Regions from separate parts of the Homo sapiens genome. Here all the other regions are linked to region 1. Evidence: chromatin loops called from intact Hi-C (ENCODE). Cell type or tissue: CD4-positive, alpha-beta T cell. All regions are shown on one strand. Links, peaks and the distances in the headings refer to the core of each region. The heading gives the core; the rest is flanking DNA. Region 1 overlaps IKZF1 (IKAROS family zinc finger 1). Region 2 has its middle 37 kb from the start of IKZF1. Region 3 overlaps IKZF1 (IKAROS family zinc finger 1).

Region 1 (5,000 bases), core at 1-5,000:
TTATGAAAGCAGCAGATAAGGACTAATCACCAAAAGGGGTAGCTCTTTTGTTGGTTGGGGAAAACAGGAATTTTTCCCCCACCCAATGTGCTGCATTTTCTAATTTTCTATGAACACTTCCTAAGAAAAAGCTGAATGAAGAACATTTGCGATGCAATCAGCTCATTAAGAAACACGCACTTTTGTGGAGATACGTGCTGTCCCAGGAGATGCTCTGCGAGGAGCCGAGTGTTTGGACTGGAGCTGCTGAATGGTTTCTCACAGTTCTAGAATGTTTGGGGCTGCACCCTCTAAGATGTTGAACCCATCAGTAATTGCTCCAAACCACTTTATGGGATATAATGCTGTGAGTTGACACCTGAGGGGATTGTGGTCCTGTTCATGAGTAATTACTTTTCTGTTGCCTATAGAAGGGCCAGCAATAGCAGATGAGTAGCTGAACAGTGGTTTTGAGTAATAAAACGTTCTTTTTTAAAAAAAAGTAATGCTTTCTGTTAAACTCTGACTATACTCTCTCCTGGTATCACAACCCAGCTTTCTTTTTGCCTTCTTTATTGCAGTTACATATGGGGCTGATGACTTTAGGGATTTCCATGCAATAATTCCCAAATCTTTCTCTCGTAAGTATATGCCTTGCTTCTGGAAAACAAAAGCATGCCTTCATCTCCTATCATGTAAATATCGTACGTGCATGTTCCTTCATCAACCCCCGAGATACATTAAATATTCACTGTTCTATTCGTTAGACACCTACCATATCATTTTTGGGTATTTATACCATAAAGTGCAAAACGAAGGTCTAGGCAGTTGTGCGGTGTCCTGGGAGCATGGCAGTGGAGTAACAGTAAGGGTTGGAGTCACAGTAGCACTGATGGGATTGTTACTTCGCAGATGCTGCTGGACAGCTTTGAGATTACTCCTGTAATCCTTTTTATTGAGTGTGAGGATAAAATGGCCATATTTTCTGTCACCAACAAAGAACTGAACATGGTTTCAAGATAATTTTTACAATTTTGTGGGACAGGAGAAGGAGATATGCTCTTCATCTGTGGTTCTGGAGTATTAATTTCAGAACTGAGAAGAGAAAATTGCAGGCCTCCAGGCCGTTATTCTGTGGTGCATCGCTGCTGGAGCCAACGTACTGTTCCTGCTTGGTGCCCGCAGGACCTTCTCTGATCTGAGCTGTTAAACCAAAAACAGATGTGAATTTCATTTTTCTTTTTTAGATATTGAGCTGATAAATGATAAATATATTTGGGTAACATCCTCAAATGAGTACTTTAAAGAACAGAGAGTGCTTTTGAAAATGTATAGAGAGCTGAATATTTAAAGCCATACAAGTTGATAATCCCCTTAGGACCTGTATTAGTAAATCCTCTAATACTATAAAGCAACATCAGAAAACAGGTCGCATTTGTTAACACTGTGACAATTATAATTATAGGCTCTAATTTGAACAGTGCCAGTAACAGTTAAAGACAGGTGTCTGACATCCTGGTTATCAAAAACTATCTGGTGTCTAAGGAATTTAACAGTATCAAAGTACATCTTTTTGCTCACAAACTAGATTGGCTACTTTTCCAGCCTATAGAAGTTACAGAAATCTTTCTTTTACTGATATTCCTTTGATTCCACTTTAAAGCAATAGCTTGATACCTACTTTTTGAGATGTATATGTATGTACTTGTAAATGCTTATATATGTGTATTTGTTTACACGTGAGCTTATATGAACATATAAAACATTATGGTATTGGACAGAGAAATGATATTGATTTGAAGAATCATATTGTTGAAGTATTTTGAGAAGTCAAATGCACTTGAGAGTAAGCTAATGCATCCTAAAACATGTTTCTGTGAAGTCTGAGGAAGGTGTCAGCCAGAGCATATGTTGAAGCAGACCCTTCAGTGAAGCCTTCAGTCTGTAAGAATCGCTGCATGTGAAGATGTGTTAATGTTATGATAGTTACAGTTTTTATAAAAGAGATGATATACACTTGGATATGCTTTCTGTCTATATTTATGCAAATGTGTCCATAAGGTATTGGTGTCTCTCTTTCTCTCCCACTCTCCCCAGTGTTGGAATTGTGACTATCTTCTCACACAAGCGGCTACTTGGTCTTGATGCCTTCCCCCGCAAAACAGCAACCAAACTGTTCTGGGCCAATATCACCACCTTGTGGTCATGATGAAGAATTGCCCCCTTTGCCCTCAACACCTCTTTTCTTCTTGAAAATTAAAAACAACCCCTTTCACCCCCTCTACTGTCCTTATTCCAGTTTGTGTCCGTAGTTGCTGGAGGAAAGAAAATGCCTATTGCTCTTTTTTTTATTCTCTTTATCTGTTTACTCTTCTGCCTTTCTTTTCTCTCCCTGACTTCATTCCATTTAAAGGCCTTAAATTGCAAATAACGAAAAAAGTATTTTCTAATAATATACCCTAGTGGGACGAAAACAACCTTCTACATTTTAAATGATATTAAGTTATAATAAATGGTTCCATGAACTTTAAAACGCTTAAAAGTTTTATAAATCTCTTTTAGAGGCAACACAAAAATATCTATATATATATCTTCTCTTCACCTCAAATTTTCATTTAATTACCGTGATTCAAGATATATCTTAAATATTTCCATTTCATTTGATTTTTACTTGCTAGTCACCAGTGTTGCAAGAATATTTCTGTACCATTTTTCAAGTAAAATATTGAGCATTTCAAGCTTACATGGCCTAAACTCACACTAGAGTGACTACTTCGGACTATCTTTTCAATGGAAAAATGCGTTCTGAGTACCAAACATTTACTTTTTCAGTAAATATGAAGACACATTCTAAAAAGGAAAGGGAAATGAAGAGGAAGCTTAATTCATTGGTCAGGTGGGGACTAACAGTGTACATTATACCTATGCATTAAAAAATGTTTAATTATCCATGAGCACATACAGTGCCTGGCACAGATTCAGGCCTCTTGGCTCCTCTTGGCATCTGAGTTCCTTGGATTCTCCAGATTCTTCAATCCAAACTTGTCTATCTACCAAAGTCCACCTTCCATACAGGGGTGTGGGGTCTCTCTTAGTACTGTTGGGTGCCAATAACATAGAAGCCCTCCAAGATAGGTCAATGAGATTTTAATTTTTCCCAACTTTAAATAGCATCTGGGAAGGAAAGCAGCTTTTGACTAGGAGTTTGAAAACATCCACTCTTCATATTTATTGTCACATTTATTGAGTAATAAAATTGGGCTCTTGTCCATTATCTCTCAGTCAATGAAAGAGCCCACGGTGGGCATGAGCCAGAGTGTTCCGGAGAAAGAGAGGACCAGTCTCCATTTCATGTTCTATATTTAATCAGTTCAATTCAGCACCTTACTGAGTTTGACATTTTTCTAAGTAATGGGGTGGGGGGTTACAAAATATTTATAACTATCTTTCCTATCTTCAGGGAGATGTACCATTTCACTGAAGCAATACCACAGCTAAGCAGTTCCAGCTCCGAGTAACAGAGGAAGGAGTGAGCGATTTAGGAACTCACAGAAGGGCACGGCCAGGCAACTCGGGCCCTGGCAAATGTTCCATAGAGACAGCATCCATGGGGTTGAACCAAGCACAATGCCTGCAAATCGGGCAGGCGGGTTCATGGAATTGATTCTAGGGCAGGTATGATCAGCACCATTTAAGGAGTGGCAGTTGTTAAGAAACTGAAGGGATTTCTCATATGGCATTTTCAACAGAATTCAGCAGGAGCCTTGCATATCCCTTGGGATGGGTTCCGGGGTATTATGGAGCTGCCAGGAGGTGCTCAGCTTCAGTAAGTGCCAGTCATTCCTTCCCAACCTCCTCCTTCATTAGTGGAAGTATCAGCTGGTGTCATTGCCTTCTTCAGGAGGATGGATTTCAAAATGAAGGGCCAACAAAACTCACATTCTCGCAGAGCCTCCGTCACAACTGCATGTGTTCACTGCCATCAACAGGCCAACACCCACTTGTTCTTTTCTTCTAGGTAAAGGAAAAGGTCTGTGGGACAAAGGCCCTGAACTCCTCACTCCTTGAATGGGAGGCATATTGGTGGAGGCTGTCACACAACTACAGGTGGCAGGAACCTGCCATCAGGGTTCCCATCAGCCTCCAGGGCTTGCTTCTCTGCCCTGTGTGTGGACACCTTCCATCACTGGAAACCCCTCTCTCAGAAGAACCACTTCTTGCCCTCATCTCCCACTTGCCTCTCCTCGGCACCTTCTCCACCCTCAGGGGCCAAGCTGAGGAAGTGTGCATCCTGTGCCACCAACCTTGCTCGCAGGAATTAGTTTCAGTCCCCAGTGACTGACTCTTCCAAACCTGCACCAGCCTATGCTGCCCTTTTGAAAGGAGGCGTGCGTACAGCCTGGCTGGTACAGAAGATTCCAGATTTCAGTGACTACAGGACGCTGTCACCCCTTCTGTTTTTCTTTTTTCTGTCCACATCTCTGATTGAGCATACCTTCAGGGAAAACCCCAGAAACCTTTTTCACACTTACATGGGAAGCCAAGACACTCTCATCCTGGGCTTGTGTTTTTAAAATCTATATTTTAATTTCACAGGTCCTTACATTTATGACTAATAGATTTCAGATTTTGAGATACAATCTGTAGTTGCAACTTATGAAGATAGTTTCAAGCCCTGATTTCTGTCATCTATGAAAACAGTAAGCAAGTTGCTTGTATTCTCCTCCTAGCTGGATAAGAGACCCCCGTTTTCATGGACAGCCTCCTTGGGTGGACAGAAGTCTCCTGATCTTGTCTATGTAACCAGCACCCACTTTGCATTTTTCCGCAAAGAAAAGAGGAGCTTAACCCCATTTACGGGAAATCCACGCACTGCTTGAATCTTACGCGCCCCGTGGTGACGGTGTTGCCCACTCTGTTCCCTTCCCACCAAATCCTGCCAGCACCTGGCAGTCATCCAGTCCTTGTCTTAGACTTCACCAACCTTTCCCGTCATAACATGGCTTAGAAGTTGTCCGAAT
Region 2 (11,348 bases), core at 2,768-7,767, 100 kb before region 1:
TATCAAGAAGCTGAATGCTTATCTGGAAACTTTGAACTTTCAGTGCCTATTTGGGTAGAAAATGTCATGATTATACTTTGTTGCCTGATTTCCATAACTTCCTGAATTTGAAGGGGCCAGAAATTCTTTGAAAAAAGAAAAACCACGGTGGAGTCCGACTGCCTCTGATGGCAAATAGAGTGAACCAAACAGAAGTGTTCAGGAACCATCTCAGCTTTCCATCTCCACCTAACCCTACCCCATAGATAACCCTGCACTTCCTGGATTTTAAACAATCGGTAGTTGGATGGCAGGGAGTTGCAGGATTTCTGTTTTTCATTTGTACCTGGCAGTTTTATCTCTCTGTGGAGTCAGGATAGTACAGCAGGCCACCACCCAGACCTTCCACTCACTGTCTCAAACTCCTCATCTGAAGATGTGAACAGAGATCACCATTTCACAAGGTTCTCATGGGAACCGGTAAGCCAACGTACATTTCCTGGCACACCTCAGGCTCTGAAAATGCCCATCTCCCTCCCCTTCTTCTTCTGCCTTCCACTGGGGGGACTTGTTCTGGTAATGGGACTGCCCTCCCCACCCACAAAAAAAATAGGTTATATAATCCACCATGTGTGTTATTGCACCATATGATGAAGAACTAAACAGACAACCTGTGAATTTCCATTGAGAGCTTGCACCCCAAGATGGAGTCAAGGTTTGAGAAGGCCATGCAGGAGGAGGGAGACTACACTCACCACACCACTTCTCTCTGGAATAGAGAGAAGGCCCCAAAGAGGTCACTCCCGTCTGGTTGATTAACCTTGCTTTAAGTCAATTAACAAACTTTTTCTTTGAAAATTTCCAAGCATAATTGTGATTATCCCTGACTACAACACATTGATTCAAAAGCACAATGGGAAAAGAGGAAGAAAAGGTCCCTCCCACCTCTGTCTCTTGCCTTTCCTAGATTAGGTGAGTGAACACAGTACTGAGTCATCACTGGACTTGATTCTCATTCAGTAGCCTCAAACCCAGTGAAGTTGGACAAAACAGGAAATGATCTGAAAGAGAAGATCTACAGGGGCCAATATGAAATGGCAGGGTGCTCTCCTCCCAGAGGAACTCTATATTAAACTGTGGAAGTTAACCAGATAATTGCCAACTCAGGATATTTCAGAATAGCAAATCTGATCTTTCTTTTTCAAACTGAAAATCCAGTAAGAAATGTTTTCTTACACTTTTGTTTTATATTATCTTTATCCTTTTCACTTATTTCTATCCTAAATGTCTATTAAATTTGAATTAATCTCTCCTTTGATACAGTTTCTCTCTTACTATCTGGTCTGTAAGAATTTAAGGCATAGACTATGTATATCTTTGTTCACCAGCATCGTTGGTGCTGGCATAGTTCCCAGCATAGTGGAGAAACAAAATCACTATATAATGCACTTTTTACTGTGGATTAAAGCCAAAAAGATTGTAAGTTCTTGAAGAAAAAAAATCTCTCTTTTGCTTCATATGCATCCCCCTCTACAAGGCTGAGCATCTCACCTTCCACATAACAAGTATTTATTATCAAATAAATGAATGAATGAACAAAAGTATTAAACATTTATTCAGAACCTTCTGGAGGGCAAGCTAAAAAGAAACGTAATGGAAGACAGGTTCCCTGTCCTTTATGAGGATAAAATTTAGTTGGGAAGGGATGATATAGATACAGAGAGTTAGATAACATTGTCAAGTAAATTTAAGTTACCTATGATGTGTGCAGACATGGAACATGGAAGAAAATTTACTAAAGACATAATCACAGGCAGTTAGGAATGCCTTCTGGGAGATACACAGACTGGAAGCAGCTCTTACAAGAAGGACTGTAGAAAATGGAAGATGTAGGTAAGGAAACTAAAATGTTGCCATGTGTTTGATGCATATTTTCTTATTTCATCTTCACATGTCATCAAAGAGGGGGAAAAAATAAGAGCCCATGCGTAGTAAATAGTGGGTCAGGATCTGAATCCAAAGCTAACTGACTCTGAAGAATATTTTCATTCTTCATGGGAATACCTCTCACCTGAAAATAGGAAGAAGGAATTAAATGAAGGGAGAATGGCATGAGAAAGGACCTGGAATTGGGGGGCATGCCTGGTTGCAACTGAAGCTGAAATGTTAAGATGGAGTGGAGTTAGTTTCCAGGGAGGCAATGCTAGAAACATAGATAGAAGCCAGATGAAAGCAATAGTCAAAAGCATGCTCTGCAGCTTGGACTTTGTTCTGTGCTTTGAATGGAAAACTTTTCAAAGATGTTAAAAGGTAATAAGTATTCCAGGAAAATTAGTCAAGCTCTTATATAAGGTAAAGTAAAATGGGAGGACTCAGAGGCAGAGAATGAGAGCTATTGCAAGCGCCCAGCGGAATGATGCTGACAGACTTGGGTAAAGTGAGTTATTCATTCATTCATTCAGTCCCTTAAGTATTCTCAAGTATCTCAAGAAATACAGCAAAAGAACAGGGCAGGTGCAATGCTTTTTCTAATGGCACCTACTTTCTAGTGGGGAAGAGAGACAGTTAAGAGGAAAAAAAATGAATATTGTTAGAGAGGAACAGCATCATGAAGAATCATCAGGATAGTGGGGTGAAGAGTCAGATAGAGGGGCTGGTGATGTGCGAGGTTGAGTGGACAGGGAAGGCCTCAGGAGGGCAGAACAAGCCCCAGGACCAGAAAGACCAGGCAGCAGAGTGGGGAGGGAGCCTGGCTCAGGGAAAGTCTGCAGAGAGGACAGAGGTCTGACGATGCAGGGTTCATATTGAATGAGGGAAGAAAAACATGAATGAAAGACACACTAGGAAGATAGGTTCTGTTGTAGGTTCTGTGTGTCTTTGAACATGGGGGTAAGGAAGAACTTCAGGGTGATTTCAGACTTGTGATTCTCTAGGACTAAGAGGTGACAAGGAGAGGTGAGGGTTTGGCTTGGGGGGAAGGGGAAGTTTTCGGTTTTATGAAAAAGAGCAGTAGGAGATAGAGGTAGCCCATGACTCATTTGTGGCTTGAAACCTCTTTCTTATAAGAGCAAAACTATTTTCTTTCATACCATTGTGGAATTTCCGAAGCTGGAATTGCTGACTACATCACAGAACTCATTTGCTCAGCTGAGAATGTTGTGTGCCTTGGGAAAGGTGGTCACACCTACCTCTACCTACAACGTGTGAATGTGGAGTGTGCAAAAATGCCAAAGGGGCAGGACTCCAGGCATTTTTCTATCAAAACACATTTCACTAGTTTTAAATTTGGTTATGAATAGCTCTCCCAATTTTGAAATTGTTTTAAAGTTGGCTCAGAGTTAAAAAAAAAAAAACCAGCCACATTAAGAATGAAATCAGGGAGCATGAAATATAAAGGAGTGAAGATGGTGGAGGGTATAAAGAAAAACCTCTGTTGAGAGTTGAGGGATGGAAGATAACATACACAGAAGCTTAGAAACTGATTGAGGCCTTGACTCTGAGCTTCCTTGGCTTGTCTAAGTCAGGACAAAATAGGAAAACTCCAGTTTGCACAATTCACAGTCTGGTCACAGTGGATCTTGCTGCTTTTCAGGAAAAATCACATTCCTTGGCCCCGTGCTTTAGAAAGGTATATATGCATAGGATGCAAAATTATCAATAACATCCCTGGTTTTTTTAAAAAAATGGCCACAATAACAATTATTCCATGTGGCTGTTTCTTTCAACAATCCTTAGTGGAAAATCTAAGTCTGAAAAGCTTTGTGGCGTCGTCTTGAGAGGCAGAGAATTGGGTCCAGGTATGTACATTTCTGGAGGTCTGGCTTAGTCCTGGGATAAAGATTGGATAATCTTGATGAAAAGGCCATCACTACAGCCTAGGGTGTCCTGGGTAAGTGGCATCTCTGAAGGTGGTGGGTCTCGCCTAGCAGACAGGCACTGTACCTGCAGCCTGAGGGAGAGGCTCTTGCTCTGTTCAGAGAGGGTGTTATGTTAAGAGGGTCACAGAGCTGGGCTTGTGCTGGAGCACAGGGCAGGAGGGGTAGGGGGCAGGGCTGTACTGCCTTTACTGGTCTTCACCTCCTCCCTTCTGGTGGGCTCCACCAACTCTTCTTCCTGCCCCAAGTGTGTGGTCTGCATCACCCAACACTTGTGACTTTCCTGTCATTCTTTGCCCCTGTGCAATGCTACTTTGCTCTTGAGAGTCTCGGCTTTTTGCCGGGAAAGATCATCACAGCTCATCTTCCTGGAGAAACCAGAGACTATTGCCTCCCACCCTGACTTCCCAGTATGTCAGCTTGGATAAGTGCTTCAGAGGGGGTGAATGACACTTTACACTTTGAAATCAGGAGTGTCTGTTCTCAGGCTGACCCAGAGCCGCAAGGCCACCTGTGGCACCCCTTCTCCATGCCCAGGTGACTCTTCTGAGCTGTCTCTACCCCAGGCACTTCTGCAGTCCTGCCCCTCCACCTTCATTGCCTTGGCTTGTCCTAATTAAAATTTGTAATTTAAAAAAAAAAGAAAAATCAAAAGCTGGTAATCGCGAGCCTTCCTTGTAAAAAACACAGCTTATTTCTATCATTAGCAACCTGTGCTGCAACAGAGCCCCTGACACGTGCATTTCAGGAGCAATTAGGAATCGCTGGCTGCATTTACATAACATTAAAATCACTGTCTACATATGCAAAATAAAATGAATCTCTTCCCATTGCTCCCACAGGCACTGGCCTGAGATAGATTTCTATCTGTTTTTGCATTTTAGCCACATGGATTTATTTGATCTGCCCATTATTTGCTTTCCTGGTAACGGGAGGTTTCCCTCCACTCTAACTGCCTGGCCAGGAGCAGCAGGCTGGGCACACCCGCGCCAAACCACTCGGGAAGAGGGGGTGAGGCGGGGCCGCGGCCTATCTCATCTCCCCTCCCCAGCATGCCTTGCAGCTGCAGGAAGCCACCCACCCATATTTCAGAAACCACAGGCTCCTGTGGGTTCCGAGAGCCTCTGTCCTGGGTGTGCTTTGAAACATGCACACAGTTTAATGTCTTGTTAGTCACCTTCTTTTACATTGCTCAACTGGAACTGGGAAGGAGCACCAATTACTGTGAACCATGCATGGTTTGATCTTCAGTCTTCCCCTTCCCTCAAGAGCAGCCATTCTGGTAGCAATGCCCCACTGCTGCATGATAGAGTTCTAGCTCAGCTGGTGTGTAGAAAGGAGGAGGCTGTTTCTTGTTATGAACACCTTCCCACCACACAACAACGAGCTCTAAGCAAAACCAAGATGTTTTTAGCTGCCACCTGTCATATCAGAACCCAGGATGCTTCACTATGGAATGAGGAAGAAAAGCCCACCTAGTTGGAACCACGATTGAGAGTTGCTTCTCCCCTACTCCTGTGCCCCTGCAGTCTCTCTTTCCATCCAGAGCCCCTCTTCCCTCTCTCACCTGCCTACTCCCTTATTTTAGACTCAGCCCAGGGCCTGAAATGCACACTTTCCCCTCGAGCTTCTTCAGGACTTTCCTCTGGCTCCCGAGGCCCCTGCATTTCACTGCTGTAGCTTGTGGTCTGAGCCCCTGGGGGACAGAGCAATGTCTATCCCCCATCCCTGGAGCTCAGCAAAGAGTCTGGCTGCAGGAGGCACTCAGAAGATGCTCCTCAGCTTGAAGTCAAGAAGACTCTGGTTTGCCTAGCTGAGGCCTACCTGGTTGCAGAACAGTTAAAGAAGGAATATGCTAGATCAGAGGTAGCCAGCCAAGGCCAGCAGTAGACTCTGCAGCTGACACCTTTAGGCCTGCCTGAGGCTGCAGTGAGCACCTCAGCTGACCACATTCAGCCTTCCTGACTGCAAGACTGGAGAGGCCAGCATGCCTTTGCAGCTGCAACTCCAGAGCCAATCAATCAATTGCCCAGGGTAGGAACCCCTCCCAAGGCAGTGCCCTCCAGTTTATGAGGCCTCTGCACTCTGTGACTTCTCCATCCTCACAATGCCCTGTTACATGGGCAGTGATTAGCCACAATGCACAGATGAGGAAACTGAGGTTCAGAGAGGTTACACCACTTTTTCAAGATCACATAACTCATAAAGACCAAACATATGAACCTACAAATGTTGATAAATCCAAGTCACTGTGTTTTTGGTTGTTTTCTTTTCCCTAGCCACCCACTAAGCCTGGTGACAGGAGCAGCTTCATGGGCCTGCGAGCAGTGCAGTCTCTCAGGGTTTTACAGTTAATGCTCTGTGGTTGCAGTCTTGAAACTGTGAATAAATTTACCTTGAATTTGTGTTTTGTCCGTAAAGTCTGACGAAGCAATGGAGCATGCATTGGGGACTCGGAGACTCTGCTCATGTGGGGCTCCCTTCCAGGTGCCTCCCCCTCCCAGGGATGGGTTCTCAGCTACCTGCCCAAGCAACCCCCAGCAACCACTGCCATCTGCTGGGAGGGGACCTGAGCCTGTGCATGGGAATGGTTGGGCCTACACAGTTGTGAACAGGGCCCTGGGTACCTGTGAGTGTCTGCAATCTCCCCATGAGTATTCCTGTGTCCAAGGGATGTGACATTAAATAGCAAGTAAAAAACACCATGACAAGAGAGAGACCCAGAAAGAAGGAAGAAATGTTTTTCCTGCCATTTGAGCAAGGGACCCCCTAATTTCAGTTTGCACTGGGCCCTACAAATTATGTAGCAGCCCTGTCTGGCAGAGGTGTGCCAGGTAACCCTATGTGTCCACTACCTTGCAAGATGGATGGTGGGCAATTGGCCCTTCCAGTGCCCCATAGGGCCTAGTATCTTAGATTGTAGTTATTCTTAAGGAATAGGATGAAAGGAGGAACAGCAGCAAAATGCCACCTTCATGACGTGCTCCAGAGACTGACCTCCTTCCACCTCTCTCTCAAAATTCATGCTCTGCTAAGCCAAGGGCCTCATTGGCCAACAAGTTGAGTTCAGGCCACCTCCTGCTCAAAGGAGAGGATAAAAAGTATTGTTGAATATCTAAGAGCTATATTTTTAACACTTGTGTCTAAAACAAGGTCGCAATTTTGCATCTGCAATAATTTATGCCTGGAAATAAGGAAGTGAAATTCCCACCTACTGGAAAGACAGTTAGGAGGGCTGTTCCATGGGGCAAGTGTGGTTTAGAGCTGTGCAAACACACATAGCAGGTGCAGGGAGACTCAGGAGCCATGAACAAGCAGCTGCCATGAGCACTACTGCTGGGTACCAGAGAGGGACCAGCCTTCTTTCCTCATTTGAAATGCGGGAAAGGGCAAGAGCGCATACTTTACAGGGGACAGGCAAGGTTTGAAGGAGACCAGACCAGAGCAGGATTTGTCTGTGTGAGATGTGTGTCCCCAGAAGGGCAGTCTGCACTGCCTGGCATTCCATCCCAGGAGTCTCACTGCCTTAAGATGCTTGCAATCCTCCCCTGTTAGGCTCTACATAAAACTGTGTAACTTTTTTCTGTCCTGCACATGCTGGTTTCCTCTACTGGGCATCCCTCATGTACTCTTCAGCCTTCACCTCTGCTGGAATTTCTTTCAGAAATCTCTGAGCTGAGATATGATTGGTACTGACTCCTCCACCAGCTTAGGAGTGGCCATGAGGGCTGACACCCATCCTGGTATCACACTACCTTGGCCTGTACAGGGTTAGGATCCAATCAGAGGCAAGGATATTTGCTAGGGCCTTGGAGAAAAAGAAGTTTGTCTTGTGGGAGACCTTCAAGGGCAAACATCATCCTTTTCTCTGAATGGTAGGGCATGAGAATACAAGGTCTGGATGTGAGGGCTGAGATGATCCAAGGTCCACCAAGTGCAGTCCACCAGGCCGGCACTGCAGAAGGCAGACCACAAAAGTAGAGAGAAACTGAGCCATTCATTTCACTGCCGATCCATTCACTGGATCCTGCCCCTGGCATCTGCTCTCAGCTTTTAAAATTGGAGCTGATACATTTCCCATATCATTTAGACAAGTTTCAGGTTTTTTAATTAAAAAATTTTTACTCATGTCATAGACATTAAATTATATATCGATGTTCAATTTGCATTTTCATAAAGTAGTGAGGTTAACTCTTAATTTTACCTCTTCTTGACCACATGGCACAGGAAAGCATCTCAAAGTCCTTACCAGGATAACTCTGTGGACTGGGTGATTGATGCACCCCAATGCGAGCCTAGAGCTTGCATTGTGCTCATTCTATGGAAAAACAGTCAATCTAAAGAGCATGGCAGAGTGGGCTATGGAGACTGTGGTGGGCAGAATTCTCAGACAGCCCCAGTGACCCTCACCCTTGTATAGTCTCCTCCCCTTGGGTGTGAGCAGAACCTGTTGAATGTGTTGAGATAACCACTCCTGTGCTTATATTACAGTTCATGGCAAATGGGGTTTTGCAGATGGAATTAAGGTCAGTAATCAGTTGACTTTGAGTTAATCAAGAGAGATATCATCTTGTTGAACAAGAGCCCTTTTCATCCGTCTCTAGTGGTCAGAGATGGGAAGTGAGATGCTCAAAGCATGAGAGAGATAAGACGTGAGGGAGATTCTCTGTGGCTGGCTTTGAACATGGAGGGGACCACCTGGCAAGGAACATGGGCAGCAGTGTGAGCTGACAGCAGTCCCTGCTGAGAGCCAATGAGGAAACAGGGCCCAGCCTTACAACTCAGAGGAACTGAATCTTCCAATAACCTGAATGATCTGAGAAGGCGGTTCTTTCCCAGAGCTTCCGGATTGAGGACTCAGCCCAGTGAGCATCTCAATTTCAGCCTCAGGAGACCCTAAGCAGAAAGCCCAGTCACGTTGTAACCAGCCTTCTACCCACAGAATTGTGAGGTGATAACTGGGAATTGTTTGAAGCCACTAATTTCATGATAATTTGTTATGCATCAATAGGAAAGTAACACAGAGGGACAGACCACAGCAGCTGTCTGAAGTCTCACCCAAAGCTACAAGGCTATTTGTACCCTGGCCTTCACAGTTATTTGGAAAATTAGAGTCCTTTTTCGCCTAAGTTTATTTAAATTCAATTTCCATTCTTGGTGACCAAAAGCCTCCCAACATATTTCTTAAGTTCTTATAATATCTTTTAATTTATATTTTATGATATGCTGCAAAGAATAGGACTAACTGGACCAGGGATATTCAGATTTTTAGCAACCTTGCTGAGAATTTTTAATTGTTTTCCAAAAGAGTAATGTCAATATATCCTGCCACCAAAAAAACAAACAAAAAAAAAACTATGAATTTACCAACAGCAGCATAAATCTACCATTATCACTCCTCTTGTATTATTTGGTTAAAAGGTGGTATTAATTTGTACCTGCATTTTGTTTTGTTTTTTAGCTTTCAAACTTAATATGTTTAATCAATTTGTGTGAACTCTCTGTTCATTAATTATGATCAACTTTCTATTGGAGTGCTGGTTTTTTTCTTGCCATTTTTCAGTGAGAATACCTATTAATTTTCTGTCATACTTAAACCATTTCTGTTTGGTTTTTTTTGAATTTTATTTCTATTAGGTATATTATACTTGTTTGGTAGAAGTCTCTTATTTTTATGTTTCATATCTGTTGTTTCCTTTAAGATTTCGTATATTGGCCCAAAATTTTGGAATCATAAAAACCTTCTGATATACACTTTACTTCTCTTTACTTCTATATTCATTTCCAGGATTTGTCCATGTCATTTATTTCTTCAAATACTCACGTCTTAGATTTATTTATCTATTTTGTTTTTGTGTGTTTTCTATTTTTTTCTTTTATCACATTTTTAAGGTGGCCTCAGTTGCCAGATACAGAATCTCAATTCAAATCAGCATGAACAACACTTGATGATTTATTTAAAAGACATTTGGGTAGTTCACAGATTCGAAGGCCAAGATGAAGAGTGACGAGGGTGGAGGAGGCCTAAGAGGGGAAAACTGCCTTCCTCTCTTTTTCTCTCCTAACTCCAGGAGCTCAGACTATTATTTTTTCCATTGGCCTAAATTTTGCCCTGCTGAAGAGAACAGGACAGCTCAGGCCTGAAGTTCTGCAGCTCCATCACTCAAGGCAATGATGAGCCCTCTTCCAGAAGCACCCAGTAAAGTCCAGGGAAGGGCCCAACTGGCCCAGCTTGGGACCCCTGCTGGCCCAGCAGATGGAATCCTATAACAACTGGTGAGTGTTGCCTCTAGAAGACACTTCTTCATTCTCACCTAGTGAGAAGGCACTAAAACTCAACATTGGTTTTGAGCTCTTCATGGTACAAAGCCTCCTAGAAGTCTGAACCAGGCAAAAGGCTGACCTCCAAAGTCAGGCAGTGGTCTCATCATTAAGAGGTGCTGGGAAGCTTCCTGATGACCCCCCTTCCTGCCATGCCCTGTGTTCTCCCGGAAATGACCGTGAGCACCTGCTACTGCTGGAGAGCAGGGATTTCCCAGGCTGCTGTAGGACGCAGGCTCCCAAGGAATCTCACATCTACCATTCATCTTTGGAAAGAGATTCTCTAAGTCAGGACTCCTTGGTTTTATTTGACCAAATTGAAAAGCTTTTGGATCGAGCTTTCCTTTGTTATTATAACAGCAGTAGGAAGACCAAGAAAGCAGTATTCTTTACAGAATACTCTACTTTGCCTGAATATCATGGTCTGCTCATGCTATTTACTACATAGTAATTTAACAAATTTCCTGGGCTCCCTTCTTAAATAAGTACGCTTTTTTAGTAATTCACTCCTCATTGGATACCACATTGCAATACCTAATGATAACTTTTAAGACACATTCTGGGAGGGGAGGGTAACAGGCTTCTCTCTGCTCTCTTATATACTTCTGTTTCTCCAGTTCATGTTGGTTAATTTTATTTGCATCATTTGGAGCTTTGATTTTAGTCAGCATTATTAATAATTTACTCTTTGACTTAATGGGGCTGCTGAGGGGATGAGACAGGTCTGATTGAAGCAGTGTGAGCTCCCTGGTATGGACAGCTATGGGCATCGTGTGTGTTGCCAAGTGCATTACAGAGTAATAAATGTATAACGAGTTGGGCCGTCTGGGTGTGCTAAAAATGAACTCTGAGTTAAGTAAGAGAAGCATTTCCATTGTGCTGCCTGTGCTACTAAGGAGCCCTTTCTGTGAACTGTCCTGAGCTACAGACTTGTTCAGAATCCACTTCTGAGAATGGGTGCAGTGTGTTTAAATGACTAGCCTTTGTGCCTGTAAACCCTGAATTATTTTAGAAGTTGGTTCTAATTATTTAGAACTGTGTCTAAATAAGTTACTTTACTCAGGAGAGATCTGTATCCCTGTTCCTAACCATGCACCATGGAACAGGTCTTTGGGTGCTACTCAAAATCTCTCCTTTCATTTATTTAGTTAGGCGTGGTCTAAACTGCACCAG
Region 3 (5,000 bases), core at 1-5,000, 62 kb before region 1:
TTATACTATAAATATGATGAGATCGAGTCTGAACTTAATTTCTGCAAGAGAGGAATTATCCCGGCTTTGAAAAGTTAGTCCTTTTGCTGACCGCAGGTTTGACGCTCAAGTCACCAAACCTTCTCAGGAAAACCCTTAGTAATATTAAGGCATCAGGTTACTTGCGGTTATATTTGAAATGTATTTTAAATATTTGTCAAGCATCGCTGCTGATGCCTAAGGAACCTCGTGAGGGCTTGTTTTTCCTTCTAATTTGGAGGCATCTAATGACCGAAAACCGTAGCGATTCCATAGGGTCTGACCAGGCACAGCTTTCAAATGCAGCTTCCCTCTCTCTAGGGACTGCAGCCCACCCAGACTGAATTTCAATGCGGTGCGCTTTGCTTAGGTTACCCACTCACAATTTCCCACTGCGCCGCAGGCAGTATATTTCAGCTTTGAGATACCTTGTTTTAAAATTCCAGACAAAATGGTGTTGAGGAAATGTCTCCTTACTAGTCCCATCAACTTCTGTTAAAAGAGGAAAATTTATGGAATTTGAAAATACTGCGTATGATATTTAAACTTTCATAGACATTCAAATGCTTTTAAGGCCAGGTTCAATTTGGTTATGAGTCGAGGGGTGGGGGGGACCCACATAGAAATGTCCTGGGTCCTCTTGAGTTTATTTCTTTGTTTGAAGATGTTTGTTCAATGAGTTTTATTGTACTCATCTTTTATATGGAATTTTAAAAAGTAACAATTTCAGTATTATTTATATTAGAATGTGTCAGAATTATTTCCGTGACAAATCAGATCATTTGGGCTATGGCTTAAAATGTACACGAGGCAAATATTCATGACAAGAAGATTCACCTTCTTACGCTGGCATCTTGTAAAATGCAGAACAAGTTAAAGAAATAATGTGTACACATACAAATAATGATGTCACATTAAAAATACTACACTATTCTTGCTTGATGGAATGTATCTGATTTCCAATTTCACCATGAACATATTTCATACATTTTTTACATGAAAAAAAACGTGACTCTTAAGTCTCACAGTCAATCAGAGCTGGTGACCAGAACATTTTATTGAACTAAATGGTCATGTTTTCTTCCCCTTTTGTTTCACGGTGAGAGTTGAAGGAAGGAGTTTAGAAACTCTCCAGTACTTGTTTAATTCATCAGTGTTCTAATTAGAGTGGTACCTCTTGGAAAACTACACACCCCCCTAATGCAGAAACATCATAGCAATAATCACCCACCCTCAGGGTCTCCAGGAGACCACAAGGGCTGCAGATAAAAGTCTGGATGTGTTAGGTTTGACCCTTTCGAAGAGTTTTACACAGGCTCCTAAAGAGAAGATCAGCTGTGGCCGTTTGTAGCCATTTCCTTTGTCGAAAAACTAAGATCGCAGTGAATGTATTAGCCAAGAGGTCTAAAGCCCTGTTGTACTGCAGGCCACTGTCTTCCTTGTTTGACTAGAGACTTGGAGTTTGAGAACAGTGGTTCTTTGGTTTGGATACATTTTTTGTTCTTGATTTGGATGTGTGTGTTTCATGCGTGGTTAATATAGCATATTTTCAATATAAATGTCAAAAATTTTGAAATAGGAAAGAACTCTCTATATATTAATGTACTTATACACACACTTCAAGATTATGCATTTATTAACAGATACATGAAATAAATTCCATGTGCATATGCACATATGCACACAGAGCGTGCACACACACAGCATGCACACAGCGTGGAGTGAGAGGCATGGGGCAGTGTGGAAGAGTTTTAACATCAAACAGACCTGAAATGAGTATTAAAGGCCCCCTTTATTTTTAAACTTTTACTAAAACAAGATGGATTTCCCTATGTTATATAATGGTGAATTTTAGGCATAAATAACGTTTTTTGAGTGTTGCATAATTGTACGTATTAATGTAATGTAACTGTGGTTAACGAAGAATTCATCAAGGATATCACTGTTTTGTGGCATTTTTTTTTTCCTCCTCTAATCTTTGGACTTGTGAAATAATTTCACTATGAAATAAATGTTGGTTCTTGTCATATTCTAAGGGAGATTGATGTAAGTGGCTCCACTCCAGCTTACAGAAGGTAAACCACGACCTTTTTGCGTTCTCTGAAAACGCTTGTCTTCCGATGCCTCTGTTTCTAAGACTGACAAGCACTCTGGGGGCACTGTGACGCCTGCTTCTAGCGGCAGAGTTGCTGCAGCTCCTGTCCTGGCTGTGAACATTGTTCTCTCTCTGGTGTCTCTATGTTCATAACTACAGAGACTTCAGCTCTATTCCATTTCATATTTGTGCTGAATAATCATTCCATTTTATGGGAGAAAACACAAGATGTAAAAGCAACAAGTGACCCATCCTTTGAAGCTTACAAGAAGAGAAACATTAATCTATTTCACGTCTTGAAAACAGATCAGTTTTATTTTGCTCAAAAAGGGCACATGTACATTTTTGATCTAGGTCTTAGAAACGTAGAGTTTCAGAGGATCAGCATTATACACACTGTCACACACACACACACTTAAAATTCAGATGAGGAACAAGATAGGAATGAGGTTTTGTTAGGGACGCAGAGCACCTAAAACCAAAGGATATCGACAGTAACAAAGCTGTTTTTACTGTAGTGCTGACTGAACACTCATGCTGGTGTCTTCATGTGGACCATGGCTTTCTTGTATTTCTTTGCAGTTTAATAAATGACTTCATATCTCAGGTTACCTTTCCACATCTCCTGGAATATATGTTTATGTCCTTAAAGTTTCAGTGTCGTCACTTTAGTAGCTTTAGTTTGAGTTTTTAAATGTTTGGTAATATTCCAACAAATATTTTTTAAGACATTATGAAACCTTATGAAGTGCCATATATTACAAGTGAGATAAAACAGCAAGCAAAAGAAGGTTTGCAGAAGGTTTTTAAGTGGCGAAGTGCGGGCCTGCCCATTTTGGTGTCTCCTTGGTGGTTACTCCTGAGAAGGGCCTGGAGGAAGAGCAACTGAGGCCTAATCTACAGGCAACTGCCAAATTGTTTCAGTTGACGTTTTTCCCTCTCATGTTTGACTATAATAAATAGGTAGTTGCCAGTGGAGCCTTCAGCCAACCACCTGGTAATAAACTGTTAAAAATGGTGCAAACCCTAGGTCACAGGTGTGGGGGCCATTTGTCTTGCCTGTTAACAGGCCTGGCCTTAATTCTTTTCTCCCATGGCCATTTCTGCCTTTGGGGAACTCACAATTCCTGTTGACTAAAAGAGCACCCTTTTCCACCACAAGCCTGACAAATCAGACGTCCACATAATTTCTGAACTCGTTTTGGTTAGGACAGGAAGCACAGGCTCCCTTCCTGTCTGTGTTTTCCTAAGAGAAAACGGTCTTCCCTCCTTTTTTGCATATTTGGCAAGTGGTTCCACCTTTCTCTGCACCCTGGTGGAGTGTGAAGGCAGCAGAGGAACCTTTTGGAGGAGGAAGAGGACACAGAGGCCCTGTAGCCAGGCACCAAGATCCCTCCCAGGTGGCTGGGTCTGAGGGGAACTCCGAGCAGCCCTAGGTCCTCAAAGTCTGGATTTGTGTGGAAAAGGCAGCTCTCACTTGGCCTTGGCGAGGCCTCGGTTGGTTGGTGAGTGCCACACGGTTTCTTTGTGTGCTTGCATGGATTGGAATAGCCATTGTGTTCTTCCGTCTTCCCTGCTGGTGTTTCCACAGTGGGTGGCCTGAGCCCAGAGCAGCTCCCCATATCCCTGTGCAGGCCACCTGTCTCGGGTGATGGAGAGCATCATTATGCTCCGTCTGAACGCTCTGCTTTCGGATGGCCCCATGCTCCACCTCCTGATAGCTCGTGGCGCGGGGCCACGGCTTAACAAATGGCTGAAAATGGGTCCTAATTAGTGGAAAAGTGCTTTCTTCATATTTTCTCACTCGAGTGTGCAGTGATTCATTTTTCTTCTGCAATCAGCTCACTGCTAAAGTAAATCTGACTCTCTTCCCGCCATTGCACACCAAAAGTTAACTCTAATGGGTAGGAGGTTAGGTTTGTTGAGAGAGCAATGCAGTAAAAAGAGGGGATCCAATGTGGTCTTGTCTGTCTGGTCTTCCTTTCTTCGTTTTTTCCTCCCTTGTCTTCTCTGTCATTCCCTTCCCTCCATTTGCCTTGCCTTTCCTGTCCTTCCCTTCCCTTCCTTCCCCTCTTTCTTTCTATAATTGGTGGGGGGTTTGCACAGACTGCCAAAACACTAAGAACTGTGTAAAGTGTTTTTGAATGGCCTTACACATATTGAAGTAGATTTTTATGCTCCATTTTTGAGATCACACACTAAAATCTATACCTTTAAAGCATTTTCTGTTAGTTTGAAACTATTTGAAAATGAACAATGTGGTTTAGATTAGAGTCCTGTTCTGAAGCTAGGAGTTCCACTATGAATATTGATTTATCAGTTTTTGACAAATTTTTGTTGTTATACCAGATTTTCACTGGCAAACCTAGAGCAAATAAAATTCCACATAAGATACTTCCCTAGACCTAATGGGAAAAATGTTTAATTTAGAGTCTTTAGGAGAAATGAGAATGAGGAATTGACCTTTTGTAAGCTTACTTCTGAGGCACTCTGAAGTGTGTTCCAGTGCTTTTAATGGAAACTAGAGAGAGCCAGCAACCCCCTAGTGTGAGCCCCACTTTTAACCGGAAAAAGTGACCTTTTCCTCCTCCTTTGTGCTGAGTTTTGCGTAGGGCAGAAAATTAAGCTGATATTCAAAGAGATTCACTGCAAAAACATATTGATAAATCGTATATTCTATTTCATTAAATTAAAACCATACTGCTAATTATCTCAGGTTGTTAAACATAAGGCAATTAATTATCATTTTAAAAGTTGGTAGGAAGTTGTGAGTACTTTTGCAGTATGAGTGTTTTCCCGCTTTAGTATGAGGTTGTGTATGTTTGCTTGAATTTACAGAATTTTCACTTTAAGAGCAGACAATGTTTTGTTAAAGAAATGAAATTTG

What was found. Hi-C counts contacts between places; a loop is a spot of excess contacts. Peaks named below come from ENCODE experiments on the same cell type or tissue, not always from the same donor. Only the 100,000 strongest peaks of a DNase experiment are listed, where the experiment ranks them.
Region 2: a loop joins it to region 1, with 4 times the contacts of the local background. A loop is called at or near these places in 8 of 110 quality-filtered maps.
Region 3: it touches region 1 in a loop (4-fold over the local background); 18 of 110 quality-filtered maps call a loop at or near these places.

Annotation. Positions count from the first base shown.
Region 1 is chr7:50,367,446-50,372,445 of GRCh38, forward strand. All of the region lies in intron 3 of IKZF1 (IKAROS family zinc finger 1), which reads left to right. Among named protein-coding and RNA genes, the nearest start is that of IKZF1, 65 kb to the left of the region's middle. In CD4-positive, alpha-beta T cell, for the core only: a CTCF peak has its summit at 2,184 (motif pointing left); a DNase peak (open chromatin) is centred at 2,166; H3K4me3 peaks cover 751 bases; H3K27ac peaks cover 3,836 bases.
Region 2 is chr7:50,262,098-50,273,445 of GRCh38, forward strand. No RefSeq gene overlaps it. Among named protein-coding and RNA genes, the nearest start is that of IKZF1, 37 kb to the right of the region's middle. RefSeq lists enhancers at 4,970-5,069, 8,376-8,435. In CD4-positive, alpha-beta T cell, for the core only: no CTCF peak of the experiment used is centred there; DNase peaks (open chromatin) are centred at 3,014, 4,984 and 6,404; H3K4me3 peaks cover 1,578 bases; H3K27ac peaks cover 4,900 bases.
Region 3 is chr7:50,305,289-50,310,288 of GRCh38, forward strand. All of the region lies in intron 1 of IKZF1 (IKAROS family zinc finger 1), which reads left to right. Among named protein-coding and RNA genes, the nearest start is that of IKZF1, 3.1 kb to the left of the region's middle. RefSeq lists a silencer at 3,972-4,071. In CD4-positive, alpha-beta T cell, for the core only: no CTCF peak of the experiment used is centred there; DNase peaks (open chromatin) are centred at 1,743, 2,163, 3,513, 3,783 and 1 weaker place; H3K4me3 peaks cover 5,000 bases; H3K27ac peaks cover 5,000 bases.